Regions from separate parts of the Homo sapiens genome. Here region 2 is linked to region 1. A link is a loop called in an ENCODE intact Hi-C map of the cell type or tissue named here. Cell type or tissue: heart right ventricle. All regions are shown on one strand. Each heading gives the region's core, and the rest is flanking DNA. Links, peaks and the distances in the headings are about the cores only.

Region 1 (11,102 bases), core at 1,125-9,124:
TCTCAAAAAAACAAATAAAAAACTTCTGGCCAGGTGCGGTGGCTCACGCCTATAATCCCAGCACTTTGGGAGGCCGAGGCTGGCGGATCACTTGAGGTCAGGAGTTTGAGGCCAGCCTGGCCAACATGGCAAAGCCCATTTCTACTAAAAATACAAAAATTAGCTGGGTGTGGTGGTGCGCACCTGTAGTCCCGGCTACTCGGGAGGCTGAGGCAGGAGAATCACTTGAACCCGGGAGGCGGAGGTAACAGTGAGCCAAGATCACACCACTGCACTCCAGCCTGGGCCACAGAGTGAGACTCTGTCTCCAAAAACAAACAAACAAACAAACAAATGAAAACTTCCAAGGAAATGGAAGTTCACACCAGGCCAGGCTTGTGAGCATGAAACCTACCTGCCCAACCCCACCAACCACCCCAGTTTGACAACATATCCCTTTGAGTGCAAGACATGGCAGAGAAGCAAAAATGAACAAAACCAACCCTGCTGGCACTTTCCTCCTCACCCAGCAAACACTCTTCTTGTATTAAGATTGGATTTCTCAAACTTTTAAAATCACTTTCTCCTTTAGATAAACATATAAATCTTGGCTCCTCCCGACAACCTGATTCTGATATTTCCACTGGAGAGTACCCATTCCCAGCATAAGAATCACTGCTATCTCTACACAGTCCCACCAGCCAAGGTTCAGCAGTATTTTCGGAAGTTTGTATTATAAAAAAACAGATTTTTTTAAATCTTAAAAATGTCTAAATATAAAATGCAGTTATGATGCTGACTTTGCTTTTCAAACTATACAACTACCGCTATCTTTCAGATTTAGGCCAAGTGCAATGGCTCACACCTGTAATCCTAGTACTTTGGGAGGCCAAGGCTGGAGGATCACTTTAAAGAGGCCAGAAACTTGAGACCAGCCTGGGCAACATAGTGAGACCCCATGTCTACAAAATAAAAATTAGAATATTAGCTGGGCGTGAGCTATGACTGCACCACTGCACTCCAGCCTAGGTGACAGAGGGAGACCCTATCAACATCCACAACTAAAGTTTAGCCACACTTTTGAGGGGGCAGACACCCCTCTGCCTGATCCCTGATGGACCCCACTGCTCTAGGACTATGCACAAAAGGGAAGGCTGGCAGGCCCTGAAAAAGAGCTGTCCAGGATTCCAGCAGCCCAGGCCAGCTTAGAATCCACTGTGCTAGTACGCATACCAGGGACTTGTAAAGCTCAACACAGGGTAAATTAAGGGGCCTTCCTGCCAAAAAGACAAAATCACGACATCTGGGACTTGGGCAGTACCTGATCATTCCCCAAGGCACACACACCCATCAGCCACAAATACTTCCCAAGTGTCAAGCAATGGCACTGACACCACCTTAAATGACACAGTGTGTCACCTCCTCTCTCCTACCAGTTTAATAAACTCACTGCAAGGTGGGGCTACTTCTTATTTCTTCCTTACAGCTGTTTATAGCACATTACCCAGAACCCTGCTTTCAAGTGGTTACAGATCAAGTAGGGAACAGGCCTGTTGAGAGCAGAGATCCCTGGCTTTTTTGAGAATGACTAACACAATGTCAAAGTATTTCCTAGACCCTTATGAAATGACAGTTGTACTTCTGGTGCTTGTTAACTGATAAAATAATAGAAAAAAGCCACTATGAAAAAGTGAATGTCCATTCCATTAATCACAAAGGCATTTAAGCAACAATTCTATGTACATGGATGAGAAATTTCCCCAATATAGAGAAAATCAGTGGGGTGATACAGCTGCTCATCTACTCATAATTATTGCATTGCCCTTTAGGGGTGCTCAGCCTATAAATTAGGAAACAGATACATAGAGAGAGAGGACTAATGAATTTCACAAATGTCTAATGAGAGTCTACCTTGTGTTTGTCCTAGGTACTATGTTAGAACTTCAAACTGAGTGGGGAAGACAGGTAATAAATGGGTATAATAAACAATGGCAGCTACCAAGTGCTGTGGAGAAACTAAAGCAAGCTGAGCAGATCGAGAGGCAGGGGCTATTTACTATTTAAGAAAGGAGGCGGCCGGGCACAGTGGCTCACGCCTGTAATCCCAGCACTTTGGGACGCTGAGGCGGGTGGATCACGAGGTCAGGAGTTCAAGACCAGCCTGGCCGACATAGTGAAACCCCATCTCTACTAAAAATATAAAAAATTAGCCGGGCATGGTGGTGGGTGCCTGTAATCCCAGCTACTCAAGAGGCTGAGGCAGGAGAATGCTTGAACCTGGGAGGCAGAGGTTGCAGTGAGCCAAGATCGTGCCACTGCACTCCAGCCTGGGTGACAGTGAGAGACTCCATCTCAAAAAAAAAAAAAAAAAGTAAAAATAAAGGAGGCAAGGGGGACCTCAGAGGAGGTGGCATTTAAGCAAAGACCTGAATGAGGTTTAAGAGGGAGCTAGGCCACTGTATGCCCAGGGACCATCACAGACATGAGAAGAGCAGATGCAAAAACCCTGAGGCGGGCATGACTTTGGCACAGGGGCCGGTGTGTGTGGAGAGGAGGAGGTGTGTGGCACAGGGGCCGGTGTGTGTGGAGAGGAGGAGGTGTGTGGCACAGGGGCCGGTGTATCTGGAGAGGAGCAGGTGTGCATGAGAATGACAGCAGCAGGGGCTGAGCTCGCCCAGGGTCTCAGGGACACAGCGGACTTTGGATTTCTTCTAAGTGCACTGGGATGCCTTGGGAGTGACGAAGAGTGACAGAAAAGAGCAGAAGAGTGAGGTTCCTAAAAGGCCCCTCTGACTGCAGTGCAAAGACAGACCGCAAGGAGGCTTAGTAGGGGCCCCAGTTAGGCTACTACAGTAGAGAAGAGACAGCAGTGGCCTCACCAAGGAGGTAGAAAACAGGCGAGAAGAGGTTATATTAGGAATATGTTTTGGCAGAGCCAACACCATTAGCTGATCAAGCAGATGTGCGTTGTGACAGAAGGAAAGGAGTCAAGGATGACACTAAGATCTGTGCCCGGAGACACTGGCCCAGTGGCGGTGCCGCTTCCTGAGAGGAGGAGGAGTGGCAGGAGGAGACTCCGTGGGGGGAATCAGAGTTCTGTTCTGGCCAATTACAGCTGAGATGTCTGCTTGTAGAGACGGTAATTAAAGCCACAAGGTGGAACAAGATATCCATGGAAGCAGGTATTGGATAAACAAGAGAAGAAACCAATGGACTCAGAATCCCAGCTCCAAACTTAACACAGTGACCTCAGGCAAGCATCTCTGAGTTTTAGATTGCTCACCTGTAAAATAGGAAAACCACCATAAATACGAGTGTGCAATGAGACAACTAGCAGATAGGAAGTGTTGCCCAAATATTGGCAAAAGTAGAACTAGATATTACTTCTCTAACACAGCTCTGTGACTGAAACACAGTTAAAACAAAAGGGAAATGATGAACTAATAAAACAAAAACAAACCAGATGATCCCAAGTGACCTCCCTGCACCAGGGGAGCACAGGGCCCCTGTCAAACAGGACAGCAGCTGGCCAAAGCCTTGGGAAGGCGGCTGACGGAAGCTAACAGAGCCACAGCCTGGTCCAATACGACCAAAAAAAAAAAAAAAAAAACACACAGGTGTTGCTTCTCTCTGGCTGCAGCCTTCCACCGTCAGGCCTTTGTTATGGAGCAACTCAGGGCAGAAGGCCTGGGAACTCAATTTCAATATAGAGGGATTCGGGGGTCCAATCTCCATAACTGGTGGGCTGAGGGGATGGTGGAGTGGAGGTTTACTTCAAAGTCCACTGCAAAGTGCCAGGGGCCCTGGGATAAGGCTGGGTCTGAGCCCCAGCCCCTTGACCTTCACTGGGGCAGAAGGACAGTGTGATGAGTGCTGAATGGGGGCTGCCGAAGCGCCAGCCTGGGACGACGTGACCACACCTAAAGACAGACGAAGGCAAGAAAGACCTTTGGGCAGGGGACAGCATAAGCAATGATGGCTGAGGGGCCAGGTGGAGAAGGGGGATCATGCCCCAGCACACAGGAGGGAGGGGACAAAGTGATGGGAAACACAGCTGGAGGGCCAGGCTGGGGCTAGGCACTTGGGCTGGGACCACCACACCAGGCCTCAGTGACAACCTTGGCAGTCAGGAGTCACACTGGGACTTGAAAGGGGGAGATGAAGTCCCACTGGGCTGGACCCTTGGGATAGGAAAAATGGGATGATGTCACCCCCAGGTGGCCCTAGAAGGGTTTAGCTGGTGCCAAGAATCCAACACACACTTACATGATTCTTTCTGGCAGCCTGAACCAGTGGCCTTCCCACTAAATACTATTAAATCCTCTAAAAGTTTTAAGCACCTCTTCTTGGAGTAGCTCAAAGTCTCTTAAAATTTAGTACCTGACCCTTCCCAGTGGAAGGTGGGCCATGCCATTTGTCCAAAACTATGAGCCCAGGCTAAGAATGTACACATTTTACTTATTTTTAAAAGACAACGTCCACATTTCTGTAGGGTATACACAAAACTGGTAAAGAGAAGCCCCTCAGGGGAGCAGGGGAAGTGGGGAAGGAGCTCAACTTTTCACTATATATCCTTTCTGTGCTGTTTCACCACTTGTAAACACTATCTATTAAAAAATTAAAACTGAGAAAGCTAAAGAACAATGGAGAGAAAAAGAGGAGGGAAGGGAAGGAAGAGGGAGGAGAGGGAGGGAGGGAGGGAGGGAGGAAGGGAGGGAGGAGAGGGAGGGAGGAAAGGAGGAAGCAACAGGGAAGAGAAGGAGGAGAGGGAGAGAGTAGACAGAGGGAAGGAGGGAGGAGAGGGAGGAGAGGAAGGGAGGGAGGGAGGTCCCAGCTATCTGGGAGGCTGAGGTGGGAGGATCACTTAAGCCCAGGAGTTTTGAGGCTGCAGCAAGCTATGATCACACCACTGCACTCCAGCATAGGCAACAGAGCAAAACTCTGTCAAAAAATAAAAATAAAAAAGACAGAAAAGAAAGAAAGAAAATAAATGCCTGCAAAGTCAGAGACCTAAGTCCTTTATTTCTATCTATCATAAAATCTTTAAGACATTTTCTACAAGACCTAGTGACTGAAAACTTCTCAAAGGAAAAAATTTCTCATGAGGGAAATGGAAAATTGTGGTAATGTGCACAGAGAATCAATGTATCACTCAGGAAAACAATATGAGCAGAAATTCCTTGAGGGGACGCCCCGAGCACCACAGCTGGTGTCCTCGTGCTCAAACAGAGGAAGCCCCCTGACACTGCGACGACACTGAAGTCCTTCTCCCAGGGACACATGCACACGCAATTCAACACGCAACTGTGGGGGGCTTGCTGCTCCCAGGACCCAGTTAAAACACTCCTACCTCCAAATCCAGCCGAAGCTAGTTAAGTGCCTCAGGCAGGCACTTAACTCTGCACAATCTCTGCAGGCACAATCTCTGCACCTCAATTCCTCTTCTGTAAAATGGAGATGATGACAAAAGTTTCTTCTTCATAAAGCTACTGCTGGCCATCATCATTCTATCATTACATATAAACCCAAGCCAGCAAGGCTGATAAATTATAGAAAACATTTGGCTTGAACTTGTTCTTAATTTTTTAAAAAAGAAAAAAACTATATAGAAAGAAGAGAGCCCAATGCTGTCATCCTTATCCTATCTTCTGAAAACGGATGTAAAAATCTCATCAGTAATCAGGGCACCCATCAAGTTTCAACCTGAAAAAAGACCAGGAAAAGGCCCCCCACACTGCAGTGCTTACTCCACTCGACAGGAATCAGAATCAAAGGCATAAATGCTTAATACTTGATGGTAACCGCCACCTTCTTTCTACAAAGGACACAAGGACTGCAGGAGCAAAGAGGCTCTCACTGAGGAAGAAGAACAATCACAAAGGAAGGGCCGGATGGCCCATGATGCTCTTGAAGATCAAGAATTCAAGCCAAAAGAAAAAAGCAGGTTAAGTAAGAACTGGAAATGGATGTAGCTGGACTTCCATGTGTGCACAGGCTCTTCAAGTGTGACTGACTTTTTCTGGGTTTGTATCCTCATTAGGATTAGGTAACTGCCAAGGTCCCTTGTAGTGTTAAGATGTAATACATGCTCCAGCCTGGGCAACATGGTGAGACCCCATCTCCAGAAAAAAATACAAAAATTAGCCAGGCGTGCTGGTGCATGCCTGTGGTCCCAGCTACTTGGGAGGCAGAGGCGGGAGGATCACTTAAGCCCACAAGGTCAACGCTGCAGTGAGCAGTGATTGCACCACTGCACTCCAGCCTGGGCAACAGAGTGAGACCCCGTCTCAAAAAAAGAAAAAAGATTTAAGAAATGTTGAATAAATGAATGAATGATTTCATTAATGAGGCTGCCATGCATTCGAAGTATAACAGATACAGTGTGACAATTAAAATGAGGCATTTACCTAGCAGTTAGCAGACTTTTTTCCATTTAAAACTTTCCCTACAGTATTATCTTTAAGATTTCCAACTATGAACATTAACTGTATAGGATATAAACACCAACTATGAAATACATATGGCAGAAGCCAACATCAGATTTTATATTTCCTATTCCAAATAGGATTAAGCTAAGATTCTGTAAAACTTCACTGGGAAAAAACTAAACGAGTAAGAATATTTTAGAGTAATATTTTGGGGATCCTGAAGCTGTAAGTTGGGCCTGGATAATCAGTGGTCAAGACTCAATGTCTCAGTTTCCAGTGAGTTTTAAAAACGGATGCGGAAGTGCTGTCCTACAGCAGAGTTTTTAGAAGCAGCCCAGTGAGGATTAGGAGAGGCTCAGGGGCCCAGGGCTCGCCCTTCAACAAACAGCGCTGCTGACCTCCAGCCCCTCAAATCCCTACCACCTGCGGCAGCGATCAATCAGCAAAGCTGCTCCCACCCGCCAGCCGCTTTGAAGTGCAAACTTCTGAGAGAAACCTGGAGACCACCCCCAAGTGTGACCTGGCTCCTGGTCCTAGTAAGACCAGGGAGGTGGGGGGAATGGGATGGAGACGGAGGCACAGCTAGTGACGACATGGGGTGACGACATGGGGTGGGGGTCCCAGTGGAGAAGTATATTTTACGATGTTAATATATATGCTTTATCAGTAAACCGGGAGAGGTGGCGCGTGCCTGTAATCTCAGCACTTTGGGAGACTGAGGCAGGAGGATTGCCTAAGTTCAGGAGTTGGAGACCAGCCTGGGCAACATGGTGAGATCCCGTCTCTACAAAAAATCCAAAATAATTTAGCCGGGTGTGGTGGCAGGTGTCTATGGTCCCAGCCACTCGGGAGGCTGAGGTGGAAGGATCACTTGAGCCTGGGAGGTTGAGGCTGCAGTGAGCTGAGATTGTGGCACTGCTGCTCCAGCTCGGGTGACAGTGCGAGACCTTATCTTGAATAAAATAAAAAATAAAATAAAATGAAATAAAAATTGTGATTCCTGATAAGGGACTGTGGGTGGAACTGTGCCCTGTGCAGAGAGGAAACTCAGCCTTGCTACTAACAGCTCCATCTGCTGAGACTCCAGAGGAGGTTACTGGCAAGAGAAACTCACGGGCTGGTTGCTTCCCTTGCAAATAGACCATAACCCACAGCAGCCATGAAGGGAGTCAGGGCCAGAGCTGCTGTGGTGCCGCACGCACAGTGTTTCATGCCGCCTCACCAGTGCTCACAATGATCCTGGGAGGGGGGACTAATACAGTCACCCCCATTGAGCAGATGAGCAAATCACAGTTTAAGAAGTTGTTGCTGACCTAGGTTGCACAGCCCTGCCCACATTCAAGGCCAAATCCATCACACTCTAAAAACTGTGCCCTTTCCGCTATAGAAAAGGACAAAACTTCTGTGGACAAACAGAATACCGGGTTCAACAGATCCTGAGCCTGTACCAAATGGACAAATTCTCTGTCATCACAGGCACATAACAATCTCTCTTCCTTATACTAATGAGTGCGATAAAACATCGTATAAAACCCAGCAGTGGTTGGCTACGGTGGCACATGACTGTAGTCCCAGCTACTCGAAAGGCTGAAGCAGGAGGATCACTTGAGGCCGGGAGTTCAAGGCTGTAGTGAGCTTTGATTGCACCTATGAGTAACCACTGCACTCCAGCCTGAGCAACAGCGAGACCCTGTTTCTAAAAAAAATAAAAAAATAAAGCAAATCCAAGGCTGGGCACAGTGGCTCACACTTGTAATCCCAACACTGTGGGAGGCCAAGGCAGGCAGATTGCTTGAGCCCCAGAGTTTGAGACTACCCTGGGCAAGATAGTGAGAACCCATCTCTAAAGAATATATAAATTAATTAATTTTAAAAGACTCACACAATCCAGAAGTGAACATTACTAAGCATTAATATATTCACAGTTTGCTGCTGCCAGATGAACTGCAAAATGAAAACTATGAAACAACTCCATTTCTGGCAAAGGTGCCCTGGCCAATTCTCCCACCGCAAACAGCCACAAATGCTGACTAAAAATGATAAGACATCTTTTAAAATGCATTAAAGATTGGGAATGATAGTAAGAGGAGTTAAAAATAAAATAAAATGTATCAAAGAACTGATAGGTCAGTAAGTAATACTGAGAGGTCAAAACACATCTAAACAAGGGTTGAAATCCAGAGAGCAAGTGGAGCTTTGAAACCAGGTTTCAAGAAAAGACATTTGCAGAACTGGGCAAGCTTGAGCCCCACCCTCCACCCCATCCCCAGAGGGAGGTCTCACTGAACCTTGGTGGAAAGAAGACAATACAGAAACTGCCTATATCAAATCTTGGTGCTGAACAGAGGAGGGAAAAATCTTCCCTGAGAATGTATAATGATTAGCAGTCCCCCAAAAGGACTACAGCCCAAATTTACACCTTATGAAACACATATTTCAGGCAGATGAAAGTGATCCCAGAAAGAAAAGTATTAAATGCAAGAAGGAAGGAAGAACAATGAAAGTAGTATATATATAAGTGAGCAAACCTAAACAAATGCTGAACTAATGATGCTCATAAAAGTTGTAAAAGGACTGGCACAGTGGCTCACACCTCTAATCCTAGCACTTTGGGAGGCCAAAGCAGGAGGAGTGCTTGAGCCCAGGAGTTCAAGACCAGCCTGTCTTTACCAAAAGAGACCCTGTCTTTACCAAAAAAAAAAAAGTAAAAAGTAAAAATTAGCAGGGTGTGGTGGCGAGTGCCTGTGATCCCAGCTACTCGAGAAGCTGAGGCAGGAGGATTGCATAATCCTAGAAGGTCCAGGCTGCAGTAAGCTGCGATTGTGCCACGGCACTCCAGCCTGGACAACAGCGAGACCCTGTCTCTAGAGAGAAAAAAAAAAAAAGGTTTAAAAAGAACTAAAATGCACACCCACAGAATAAAAGTGGAAGAGAAAGTGATAGCAATTAAAGTGTTCTCAGGTCCTCACTGTTTGAGAGTAAGGTATAAAGACACTGACTAAATTTAGACTTTGATAAGTTATGTAAATTGAAAGCTATACCACATTTATGGATCAGATGACTCAACATCATAAAAATGTCAGCTCTACCCAAATTTATATATTATAAACTCAATGCAAATTCTAATAAAACATACCAACAATTTTTATGGCATTTGACAAATGTAATCTAACATGACAATGGGGCCAGGCAAGATGGCTCACGCCTGTAATCCCAACACGTTGGGAGGCTGAGGTGGGAGGATTGCTTGAGCCCAGGAATTCAAGACTAGCTTGGGCTACATGGTGAAACCCTGTCTCTACAAAAAAGACAAAAATAGCTGAGCGTGGTGGCGTGTGCCTCTAGTCTCAGCTACTTGGGAGGCTGAGGCGGAAGGATAGCTTAAGCCTGGGAGGTCAAGGCTGTAGTGAGCCAAGATCACACCACTGCACTACAGCCTGGGTGACAGAGCGAGACCCTGTCTCAGAAAAAAATAAAATGAAAATGGAAGAGCAATGGGCCAAGGATTTACTAGACACCAGTTCACCAGTTTTCTAAAATGATGTATTTTACAAGTCAGTGTGGTATTTAAACAGAGAACAGGCCGGGCACGGTGGCTCACGCCTATAATCCCAGCACTTTGGGAGGCCGAGATGGGTGGATCATGAGGTCAGGAGTTCAAGACCAGCCTGGCCAAGATGCTGAAACCCCGTCTACTAAAAATAAAAAAAAATTAGCCAGGCGTGGTGGCACGCATCTGTAATCCCAGCTACTCAGGAGGCTGAGGCAGGAGAATCGCTTGAACCTGGGAGGCGGAGTTTGCAGTGAGCTGAGATCGCGCCACTGCACTCCAGCCGGGGCAACAGAGTGAGACTCCGTATCAAAAAAAAAAAAAAAAGAATTTCTGCTCATCAAAAACAAAAAACAATATCCTACAGTGAAAAGACAAGCCACAAACTGGAAGTAGGTAGTTATAACACATATAACTGACAAAGAATTAGTATCCAAAATAAGAAATAAAAAACAAAAAACTAACAAAATGTCTACAAACCACCCAATAGAAAAATGAGCAAGACAATCTGTTGTTTCCGAGAAGATGAAATCTGAATGATCAGTAAGCAACGAAAAGATGCCCAACTCAGAACCAGGAAAATGCAAATCAAAACCACATGAGATGTCATTGTACGCCCACCAGATTAGTAAAAATGTTGAAGTCTGAAAATACCATTGTTGAGAGGATATGAGGCAAACGGAATTGTTGAAGGGTAAACTGGGGAAACAGTTTTGGCAACAACTTGGCATTATTTGTTAAGTTGAAGACGCACATACCCTGTGACTCCACTCCCAGCTGCAGTCCCTGGAGAGGCTGTGCATACATGTCCCGGGAATGTGAACAGTGGCACTGTTTGTCTCAGCAAAATACTGGAAACAACCCAAATGTCCACCAGTAATAGAAAGGATAAATAAATTCTCATACAATGGAACATTATTCATCTGTGAAAATGAAATACCACTCTATGCAACGTGGATTAATGTCAAGGCACTGAAGAAAACAATATGATTATATTAAGTTCAAAAACCTGCAGAATTAAACGGTACATTGTTTAGCAATACAAACACATGGTAAAACTATAAAGAAAAGCAAGAGTGATAAAAGCAAAACTCAGGGATGACTTGGGCCGGGTGAGATCAGGGAGGGGACACAGGGGACTCCAA
Region 2 (11,102 bases), core at 950-8,949, 140 kb before region 1:
ATTAGCTGGGCATGGTGGTGGGCGCCTGTAGTCCCAGCTACTCGGGAGGCTGAGGCAGGAGAATGGTGTGAACCCGGGAGGCGGAGCTTGCAGTGAGCCAAGATTGTGCCACTGCACTCCAGCCTGGGCGACAGAGCGAGACTCTGTCTCAAAAACAAAAAAAAGAAAAGAAGTAAAAAAAGCCGGGCGTGGTGGCTCATGCCTGTAATCCCAGCACTTTGGGAGGCCGAGGCGAGCAGATCACGAGGTCAGGAGTTTGAGACCAGCCTGGCCAAGATAGTGAAACCCCATCTCTACTAAAAATACAAAAAATTAGCTGGGCGTGGTGGGGGGCATCTGTAATCCCAGCTACTTGGGAGGCTGAGGCAGAAGAATCGTTTGAATCCGGGAGGTGGAGGTTGCAGTGAGCTGAGATCACGCCACTGCACTCCAGCGCTGGCGACAGTGCGAGACTCTGTCACAAAAAAAAAAAAAAGAAGTAAAAAAACTCAGTGGACTTTATCCTCATATTAACATAAACAGTTTAAATAGTATTTCTCAGATTATAAAGCACGTTTACATCTATTATCTGATTTGATTGAATGTTCAAAACAATCCTGTGGGGTAGATGTGTTATATATACTTAATAGATTTAATAAATTTCTAAAATTAACTCAATGAATATTTGTCGAGCAACTACTGTTTGCCAGGCACTAGTCTAGAAGATGACCATTCAGACAAAAAGAAAACACACCAAGACCCTACAAAAATGTTTATGTAACTTGCCCAAGAACACAGAAGGTGAATCCAATCATTTTGACTGGTGTATTCTATCATTTTTTCTATCTTAATTTGGAAAAATGAAGCATAGATTTTTTTTTTTTTTTTGAGACGGAGTCTCGCTCTGTCGCCAAGGCTGGACTGCAATGGCGTGATCTCGGCTTACTGCGACCTCCACCTCCCAGGTTCAAGCAATTCTCCTTCCTCAGCCTCCTGAGTAGCTGAGACTACAGGCATGCGCCACCACGCCCAGCTAATTTTTGTATTTTTTTTTTTTTTTTGGTAGAGATGGGGTTTCACCATGTTGGCCAGGCTGGTCTTGAACTCCTGACCTCAGGTGATCCACCTGCTTTGGCCTCCCAAAGTGTTGGGATTACAGGCGTGAACCATGGTGCCCAGCCAGCATAGATAATTATCTTGACTCTGTCTCTTGGTAAATTTGTGGCATTTCTGGCATGGACTTGCTCAACCACATTTGCTTGCCAGCATCTGCCCCCATACATTCCATCCTCCAGTCCTCTACTAGCTGAACTATCGAAAGCCAGTTCCTTTGCTTATGCAGCCCTTCCCTCCTACTTCAGGGCTCAGGTCATCCTGTCAATTCTTTCCACTCTCCAACCCACATCCATTCCCTACTCCCAGACTGGGCAACACAGTGAGACCCTGTCTCTACAAAAAATTTTAAAATTAGCCGGGGGTGGTGGCATGCTCTTGTATTCACAGACACCTGGGAGGCTGAGGCAGAGAGGGGAGGATCCCTTGTACCCAGGAGTTAAAAGCTGCAGTGAGCCATGATCACATCACTGCTGGGTGACAGAGCAAGACCCTGTCTCAAAAAAAAAAAAAAAAAAAACTGAAAACATCCAGCATATTTGTACACAGGGTTTCAATGTCCCCAATATAATGGATACTGTACTTACTTGTTTATCTTCTTTTGAAAGGAGAGAGAAATCTTTCTTAAGGCCAGACACAGTGACTCACGCCTATAATTCCAGCACTTTGGGAGGATGAGGTGGGCAGATCACTTGAGGCCAGGAGTTCGAGACCAGCCGGGCCAACATGGCGAAACCCTGTCTCTACTAAAAATACAAAAATTAGCCAGGCATCCTGGCATGTGCCTGTAGTCCCAGCTACTCGGGAGACTGAGGCAGGAGAGTCACTTGAAAGCAGGAGGCACGGGACACGGTGGCTCATGCCTGTAATCCCAGCACTTTGGGAGGCCGAGGCAGGTGGATCATGAGGTCAAGAGATCGAGACCATCCTGGACAACATGGTGAAACCCGTCTCTACTAAAAATACAAAAATTAGCTGGGCGTAGTGGTGTGCACTTGTAGTCCCAGCTACTTAGGAGGCTGAGGCAGGAGAATCGCTTGAACTTGGGAGGCGGAGGTTGCAGTGGACCAAGATCGTGCCACTGCACTCCAGCTTGGTGACAGAGGGAGACTCCATCTCAAAAAAAAAAAAAAGAAAGAAACTAGGAAGCAGAGGTTGAAGTGAGCTGAGATTGTGCCACTGCACTCCAGACTGAGCGACAGAGCGAGACTCCATCTCAAAAAAACCCCAAAACTAACTTTCTTTTTCTTTTTCTTTTTTCTGAGACAGAGTCTCGCTCTGGCGCCCAGGCTGGAGTGCAGTGGTGCGATCTCGGCTCACTGCAAGCTCCGCCTCCCGGGTTCACGCCATTCTCCCTCCTCAGCCTCCCGAGTAGCTGGGACTACAGGGGCCCGCCACCACGCCCAGCTAATTTTTTGTATTTTTAGTAGAGACGGGGTTTCACCATTCACAGAATGGTCTCAATCTCCTGACCTCGTGATCTGCCCACCTCGGCCTCCCAAAGTGCTGGGATTACAGGCGTGAGCCACCGCGCCCGGCCAAAACTTTCTTAAAATTTAATACTCTCCAGGAAGTAGAATTTTCATGACATATACTCTACATGTAACTAATGCATTAATACCATCAGAAATACATCTAAACTAGTTTGTTAAAGAAATGATCTTTTCCGGGCCGGGCGTGGTGGCTCACGCCTGTAATCCCAGCACTTTGGAAGGCCGAGGCGGGTGGATCACGAGGTCAGGAGATCGAGACTATCCTGGGTAACACGGTGAAACCCCGTCTCTACTAAAAATACAAAAAAATTAGCCGGGCCTAGTGGCGGGCGCCTGTAATCCCAGCTACTCCGGAGGCTGAGGCAGGAGAATGGCGTGGACCCGGGAGGCGGAGCTTGCAGTGAGCCGAGATCACACCACTGCACTCTGTGACCTGGGCGACAGAGCGAGACTCCGTCTCAAAAAAAAAAAAAGAAAAGAAATGATTTTTCCTCAGCTGTATTTTAAGTTCCACATCAGTGATTCTTAGGAGGAGTGAGAAAGGTCCCACGAAGTAGGTAATTCAAGGGATATCTCAGAATCCCTCGAAATCCTGATATTCCATTTCAGAAGACAGCTTTCCTCAACCACCCCCAATTTCTCCCTGTCCCCCAGGCTGGAGTGCAGTGGTGTGATCTTAGCTCACTGCAACATCTGCCTCCCAATGCCCCAAAATTGAATCCAATCCCTCAATCACTACCAGTATAAATCAATGTAAATGACAGAAGTATAGTGTGTGCTAGGACAAAGGAAAAACAGGTGAAGACCTTATTCTACATAAGCTGGAGAGCAACATTTCATAAATAATTAGAAAATGTACACTTAACCATATACTACTGCTAGGCTTCATCCAAAGTGACAAATATCAAAAAATAAAAAATTGTGGGCTGGGCGCAGTGGCTCACGCCAGTAATTCCAGCACTTTAGGAGGCCAAGGCGGGCAGATCACCTGAGGTCAGGAGTTCCAGACCAGCCTGGCCAACATGGTGAAACCCCACCTCTACCAAAAATACAAAAATTAGCTGGGTGTGGTGGCACATGCTTATAGTCCAAGCTACTTGGGAGGCTGAGGCAGGAGAATGGCTTGAACCCTAGAGGTTGAGGCTGCAGTGAGCCAAGATCACACCATCACCCTCCGGCCTGGGCGACAGAGTGACAAGACTCCATCTCAAAAAAAAAAAAAAAAAAAAAATTGTTGGCTGGGCACGGTGGCTCACATCTGTAATCCCTACACTTTGGGAGGCTGAGGCAGGGGGATCACCTGAGGTCAGGAGTTCGAGACCAGCCTGACCAACATGGAGAAACCCCATCTCTACTAAAAATACAAAATTAGCCCAGCGTGATGGCGCATGCCTGTAATCCCAGCTATTCAGGAAGCTGAGGCAGGAGAATTGCTTGAATCCTGGAGGTGGAGGTTTCAGTTAGCAGAGATCGTGCCATTGCACTCCTGCCTGGTCAACAAGAGTGAAACTCCATCTCAAAAAAAAAAAAAAAAAAAAAAGCTTCAATAGCTATTAGGCATAAATGTTGCAGGATAAAATATACATGATACTTTATATCTGTATTTAATCACATGTTCCAATAAAGAATGATAAAGTAATACATTGAAAATACAAATTGGCCAAGCACAGTGACTCACGCCTGTAATCCTAGCACTTTGGGAGGCCCAGGTGAGTGGATCATCTGATCTCAGAAGTTGGAGACCAGCCTGGGCAACATGGAGAAGCCCCATCTCTATCAAAAATACAAAATATTAGCCGGGTGTAGTGGCATCACCTGTAGTCCCAGCTACTCAGGAGGCTGAGCCGGATGATTAAAAAAAGAAAATACACATTTTGACTTGTTTTTTTTTTTTTTTTTTTTTTTGAGTGGGAGTTTCACTTTTGTTTTCCAAGCTGGAGTGCAATGGTGTGGTCTCTGTTCATTGCAACCTCTGCCTCCTGGGTTCAAGCAATTCTCCTGCCTTAGCCTCCGGAGCAGCTGGGATTACAGGGGCGTGCCACCATACCCAGGAAATTTTTTGTGTTTTTAGTAGAGATGGGGTTTCACTATGTTGGCCAGGCTGGCCCTGAACTCCTGACCTCAGGTTATCCACCTGCCTTGGCCTCCCAAAGTGCTGGGATTACAGGGGTAAGCCACCGAGCCTGGACTTGACTTTTGATTATATTTATCAGTACATAGAATTCTGAAGGTGAGCTGGGTTGGGTGGCTCATGCCTCTAATTCCAGCACTTTGGAAGCCCGAGGCAGGCAGATCACTGGAGGTCAGAAGCTCGAGACCAGCCTGGCCAACATGGCAAAACCCCTTCTCTACTAAAAAACACAAAAATGAGGCTGGACGCGGTGGCTCACGCCTATAATCCCAGCACTTTGGAGGCTGAGGTGGGCGGATCACGAGGTCAGGAGATAGAGACCATCTTGGCCGACATGGTGAAACCCTGTCTCTACTAAAAATACAAAAATTACTTGGGCGCAGTGGCACGTGCTGGTAATCCCAGCTACTCAGAAGACTGAGGCAGGAGAATCGCTTGAACCTGGGAGGTGGAGGTGGCAGTGGGCCGAGATCACGCCACTGCACTCCAGCCTGGTGACAGAGCTAGACTGTGTCTCAAAAAAAAAAAAAAAAAATTAGCCGCCTGTGGTGGCGCATGCCTGTAATCCCAGCTACTTGGGAGGCTGAGGCAGAAGATTGCTTGAACCTGGGAGGCTGCAGCTATAATAAGCCGAGATTGCACCACTGCACTCCAGCCTGGGTGACAGAGGAAGACTCCGTCTCAAAAAAAAAAAATTTATGAAATTCTGAAGGTGGAGCTTGACCCCAAAGTGATATATCTGTTTTCCTTTTTTTCTTTTTTTTTTGAGACGGAGTCTCACTCTGTCACCCAGGCTGGAGTGCAGTGGCACGATTTCAGCTCACTGCAACCTCCACCTCCTGGGTTCAAGTGATTCTCCTGCCTTAGCCCCACGAGTAGCTGGGATTACAGGCATGAGCTACCACGCCCAGCTAATTTTGTATTTTTAGTAGAGACGGGGTTTCTCCATGTTGGTCAGGCTAGTCTTGAATTCCAGACCTCAGGTGATCTGCCTGCCTCAGCCTCCCAAAGTGCTAGGATTACAGGCATGAGCCACCGCGACCAACCTTAATATTTGTATTTTATTAGAGATGGGGTTTCACCGGGTTGGCCAAGCTGGTCTTGAACTCCTGACCTCAGGCAATCCACCCATCTCGGCCTCCCAAAGTGCTGGGATTACAGGTGTGAGCCACCGTGCCCAACCCACGTTTTCAAATTAAGCACGTAGACAATCTTTTTATTTCACTGTTGTTCACTGGGATGTGGTAGAACTAGAGCAGGGTCCAATATGGGGGAAGAAAGTCTTTTAAAAAGAAAATTATGGCTGGGTGCGGTGGCTCACGCCTGTAATCCCAGCACTTTGGAAGGCCAAGGCAGGTGGGTCATGAGGTCAGGAATTCGAGACCAGCCTGGACAACATGGTGAAACCCCGTCTCTACTAAAAATACAACAATTAAGCGGGTGTGGTGGCACATGCCTGTAATCCCAGCTACTCAGGAGGCTGAGGCAGGGGAACCACTTGAACCTGGGAGGCAGAGGTTGCAGTGAGCAGAGATCAGGCCACTGCACTCCAGCCTGGGTGACAGAGCGTGACTCTGTCTCAAAAAAAAAAAAAAAAAGTAAAGAAAAATACAGCCGGGCACAGTGGCTCACGCCTGTAATCCTAGTACTTTGGGAGACAGAGGCAGCAGGATCTTTTGAGCTGGAGTTCTCCCAGCCAAGAAATAATTTATTATTCATGTTATCATGGAGCAGATATGAGGGTAGAAGGAGACCACATCCTGGGAGTGTAACAATTCCTCCAGAAGCCCTAAGGTTTTGAGTTCCCTCTTGCTGCACTGACCCAGGAACTTCCTAAAACAGAAGGTACTTTCCAACATCACAGTCTCTGGCATCTTCCCCTCTAAGCCTCACTGTCAGACTTTTCCAAAGGTCATACTTACTGTTTTTTTTTTTTTTTTCTTCAATCCATTCCAATCAAGCTTTTGCCTCCTACTCCACCCAGACAGCTTGTGTCAAGGTCACCCATGACTTCCACTTATTCATACAACACTCAATTTTCATGCCTCAGCTTAATCTCTCAGCAGCATTTCATAGTTGACCATTCCCTTCACTTTTTTTTTTTTTTTTTTTTGAGACCGAGTCTTACTCTGTCATCCAGGCTGGAGTGAAGTGGTGCGATCTCGGCTCACTGCAACCTCCGCCTCCCGGGTTCAAGCAATTCTCCTGCTTCAGCCTGTCGAGCCAGCATTCCTGTGCGTCACCATTCCCGGCTAATTTTTGTATTTTTACTAGAGACGGGGTTTCACTATGTTAGTCAGGCTGGTCTCGAACTCTTGACCTCGTGATCTGCCCGCCTCGGCCTCCCAAAGTGCTGGGATTACAGGCGTTAGCCACCGAGCCCTGCCCAAGCCGAGCTAATTTTTTTTTTTTTTTTTTTGAGATGGAGTTTCACTCTTGTTGCACAGGCTGGAGTGCAATGGCACAATCTCAGCTCACCGCAACCTCTGCCTTCCAGGTTCAAGCGATTCTCCTGCCTCAGCCTCCCAAGTAGCTGGGATTACAGGCATGCGCCACCACAACCAGCTAATTTTGTATTTTCAGTAGAGAGGGGTTTCTCCATGTTGGTCAGGCTGGTCTCGAACTCCCAGCCTCAGGTGATCTGCCCGCCTGAGCCTCCAAAAGTGCCGGGATTACAGGCATGAGCCATCACACCTGGCCAATTTTTGTGTTTTTTTAGTAGAGTTAGGGTTTCATCACATTGGCCAGCTGGTCTCGAACTCCTGACCTCAAGTGATATGCCTGCCTCGGCTTCCCACAGTGCTGGGATTACAGGTGTGAGCCACCCTGCCAGGCCACCTGCTCCACTTTCTTGACTTCCTGGACACCACCCTTTCCTGGTTATCCTCCGACCTAACTGGTTGTTCCTTCTCATCCTGCTTTGCAAACCTTCTTCTCAGACCTTTTAACAGTGGAGTGCTTCAGGGCTTCCTTTATCCTATTTCCTTCTATATTTATGTTAGTGATCTCATCCGGTTTGAGGCTTTTAAATGCTAGCTATATATAGGATAACTCTCTCACACACAAATATACATAATATACAAAAAGGGCATATATAAAAATATACATCTCCAGAACTTCCTCCTAAATCAAGACCCATATATCCAATAGCCCACCAGCGTCTCCCTTTGATATCTAATAAACACCTCAAATTGAACATGCCCAAACTGAACTTCTGCTCTTCCCCTGCAGAACTGCTCTATCCAGTCCTCCTTCATTACAACTCTTTTAGTTGCCCAGGTCAAAAAATGTTTTGGCTCATCCTTGCCTCCTCTTTTTATCAATCCCAGGTTCAACCTACCAGAAAGTCTGCTTGGATTTACTGTTAAAATATATCCAGGGCCCGGTGGCTCACACCTGTAATCCCAGCACTTTGGGAGGTCAGGAATTTGAGACCTGCTTGACCAACACGGTGAAACCCCATCTCTACTAAAAAATACAAAAAATTAGCCAGGCGTGGCGGCACATGCCTGTAATCACAGCTACTTGGGAGGCTGAGACAGGAGAATCGCTTGAACCCGGGAGGTGGAGGTTGCAGTGAGCCATGATGTCGCCCACACTGGGCGACAAGAGTGACACGCCATCTCAAAAAAAAAAAAATTAGCCAGGCAGTAGTAGCACACACCTGTTGTCCCAGCTACTCAGGAGGCTGAGGCACCTGGAAGGCGGAGGTTGCAGTGAGCCGAGATTGCACTACTGCACTCCAGTCTCGGCGACAGAGTGAGACCCTGTTTCAAACAAACAAACAAACAAAAAAAACGGCCAGGCGCGGTGGCTCATGCCTGTAATCCCTGTACTTTGGGAGGCTGAGACAGGCAGATCACGTGAGGTCAGGAGTTCGAGACCAGCCTGGCCAATATGGTGAAACCCCGTCTCTACTAAAAATACAAAAATTAGCTAGGCGTGGTGGTAGATGCCTGTAATCCCAGCTACTTGGGAGTCTGGGGCAGAATAGCTTGAACCTGGGAGGCGGAGGTTGCAGTGAGCCGAGATCGCACCACTGCACTCCAGCCTGGGCGACAGAGTGTGACTCCGTCTCAAACAAAAAAACAAAACAAAACAAACAAAAAAACACACTCACTCTAGTCCACGCCCGCAGCCATGCCGACCAAGGGCCCGCTGCAGTCGGTGCAGGTCTTCGGACGCAAGAAGACAGCCACAGCTGTGGCGCACTGCAAACGCGGCAATGGTCTCATCAAGGTGAACGGGTGGCCCCTGGAGATGATTGAGCTGCGCATGCTACAATACAAGCTGCTGGAGCCAGTTCTGCTTCTCGGCAAGGAGCGGTTTGCTGGTGTGGACATCTGTGTCCGTATGAAGGGTGGTGGTCACGTGGCCCAGATTTATGCTATCCATCAGTCCATCTCCAAAGCCCTGGTGGCCTACTACCAGAAATATGTGGATGAGGCTTCCAAGAAGGAGATCAAAGACATCCTCATCCAGTATGACCAGACCCTGCTGGTAGCTGATCCTCGTTGCCGGGAGTCCAAAAAGTTTGGAGGCCCTGGTGCCCATGCTCGCTACCAGAAATCCTACCGATAAGCCCATCATGACTATCAAAATTCACCTGTATAATAAACAGTTTTTGAGGGATTTTAAAGTTAAAAAACAAAACAAAACAAAAAACACAAAAATTAGCCAGGTGTGGTGGCATGTGCCTGTAATCCTAGTTACCCAGGAGGCTGAAGCAGGAGAATCGCTGGAACCCAGGAGGCAGAGGCTGCAGTGAGCCGAGATCATGCCACTGCACTCCAGCCTGGGTGACAGAGCAAGACTCCATCTGAAAAAAAAAAATCTCTCTCTCTCTCTATATGTATCTCCAGGATATATTTTGGTCATTAAAGCCACCCTCCCCTTCACTTGGATTACTGATATGGCCGATTCATTTGGCTCCTGCTTCTACCCTGGGCCTCTTTTTTTTTTTTTTTTTTTTTTGAGACGGACTTTCGCTCTGTTGCCCAGGCTGGAGTGCAATGGCGCAATCTCGGCTCATCGCAAGCTCTGCCTCCAGGGTTCACCCATTCTCCCACCTCAGCCTCCGGAGTAGCTGGGACTACAGGCCCCCTCCACCACGCCCGGCTAATTTTGTTTTTGTATTTTTAGTAGAGACGGGGTTTCACCCTGTTAGCCAGGAGGGTCTCGATCTCCTGACCTCGTGATCCGCCCACCTCGGCCTCTCAAAGTGTTGGTATTACAGGGCCCAGGGCCTCTTATTTTCAATACTTTGGGCAATCCTTCTAAAACCTGTCATATCATTAAAAGCCATAAAAACCTATTACAGTTTACCAGGTTCTACAGATCTGCCCCACACACTCCTCTGACTCTTTGACATTCATCCTATACCCCCGTCTTGACCATTCTATTTTTTTTGAGACAGGGTCTCACTGTCACCCAGGCTGGAGTGCAGTGGCTCAATCAAGGCTCACTGCAGCCTCGACTCACTTCCCAGGCTCAGGCAATTCTCCCACCCAAGTAGTTGGGACCACAGGTGCACGCCACCATGCCTGGATAACTTTTATATTTTTTGTAGAGACGAGGTTTCACCATGTTCCCAGGTGGGAGTGCAGTGGTGCAATCATAGCTCACTGTAACCTCAAACTCCCAGGCACAAGCAATCCTCCTGCCTCAGCATCCCAAGTAGCTGGGACTAAAGGCGCACAACACCACGCCCAGGTAATTGTAACATGCTGTAGAGACCAGTCTCGCTATGTTGCACAGGTTGACCTGGAACTCCTAGCCTCAAGCAATCTTCTCACCTCTGCCTCCCAAAGTGCTGGGATTACAGGCATGAGCCACCACGCCCAGCTATGACCATCCTATTTCAACCACACTGATTTCCTTCCTCTATTTCATATGTGCCAGTCATGCTTGCTCCTCCCTGAAGGTGTTTTCATTTACGATTCCCTTTGCAGTCTCTTCCCTAGATATCCACGATTTGCTCCCTTAGCTCCTGCAAATCTTCATTCATAAATTATCTCTTTGTTGGGGCGCCATGTCACACACCTGTAATCCTAGCACTTTGGGGAGATGAAGCGGGAAGATAACTTGAGCCAAAGAGTTAGAGGCTGCAGTGAACTAGCATTACACCACTGCATTTCAGTCTGGGTGACGGCGAGACCCTTTCTCTAAAAAAGTACAAATAAAAGTAAAACCATCTCCTTCTTGAGGCCTATCCTAACCACCTCATTTAAAATTGCAAGACTTGCTTCATCTCTATTATCCTTCACTGTATTTTCACTATAGCACTTGCCACTTTTATTATTTAATTTCCTTATTGTCTGTCTCCCTTCTCCTCCACCAGGGGTAAGCTCCATGAGAACAGGGATCTTTGCTTTGTTTTTATTCAG

What was found. A loop is a pair of places that touch in the nucleus more often than their neighbours do. Peaks named below come from ENCODE experiments on the same cell type or tissue, not always from the same donor. Only the 100,000 strongest peaks of a DNase experiment are listed, where the experiment ranks them.
Region 2: it touches region 1 in a loop (2.3-fold over the local background); 20 of 110 quality-filtered maps call a loop at or near these places.

Annotation. Positions count from the first base shown.
Region 1 is chr1:15,954,846-15,965,947 of GRCh38, forward strand. All of the region lies in intron 2 of ZBTB17 (zinc finger and BTB domain containing 17), which reads right to left. It overlaps LOC124903855 (a long non-coding RNA gene), which reads left to right. Exons shown (of 3, transcript XR_007065486.1): 3 at 1-11,102. Among named protein-coding and RNA genes, the nearest start is that of ZBTB17, 16 kb to the right of the region's middle. RefSeq lists enhancers at 6,319-7,192, 10,636-10,805, 11,088-11,102. In heart right ventricle, for the core only: a CTCF peak has its summit at 4,210; no DNase peak of the experiment used is centred there; H3K27ac peaks cover 760 bases.
Region 2 is chr1:15,819,376-15,830,477 of GRCh38, forward strand. It overlaps the pseudogene RPS16P1. Among named protein-coding and RNA genes, the nearest start is that of UQCRHL, 17 kb to the left of the region's middle. In heart right ventricle, for the core only: no CTCF peak of the experiment used is centred there; no DNase peak of the experiment used is centred there.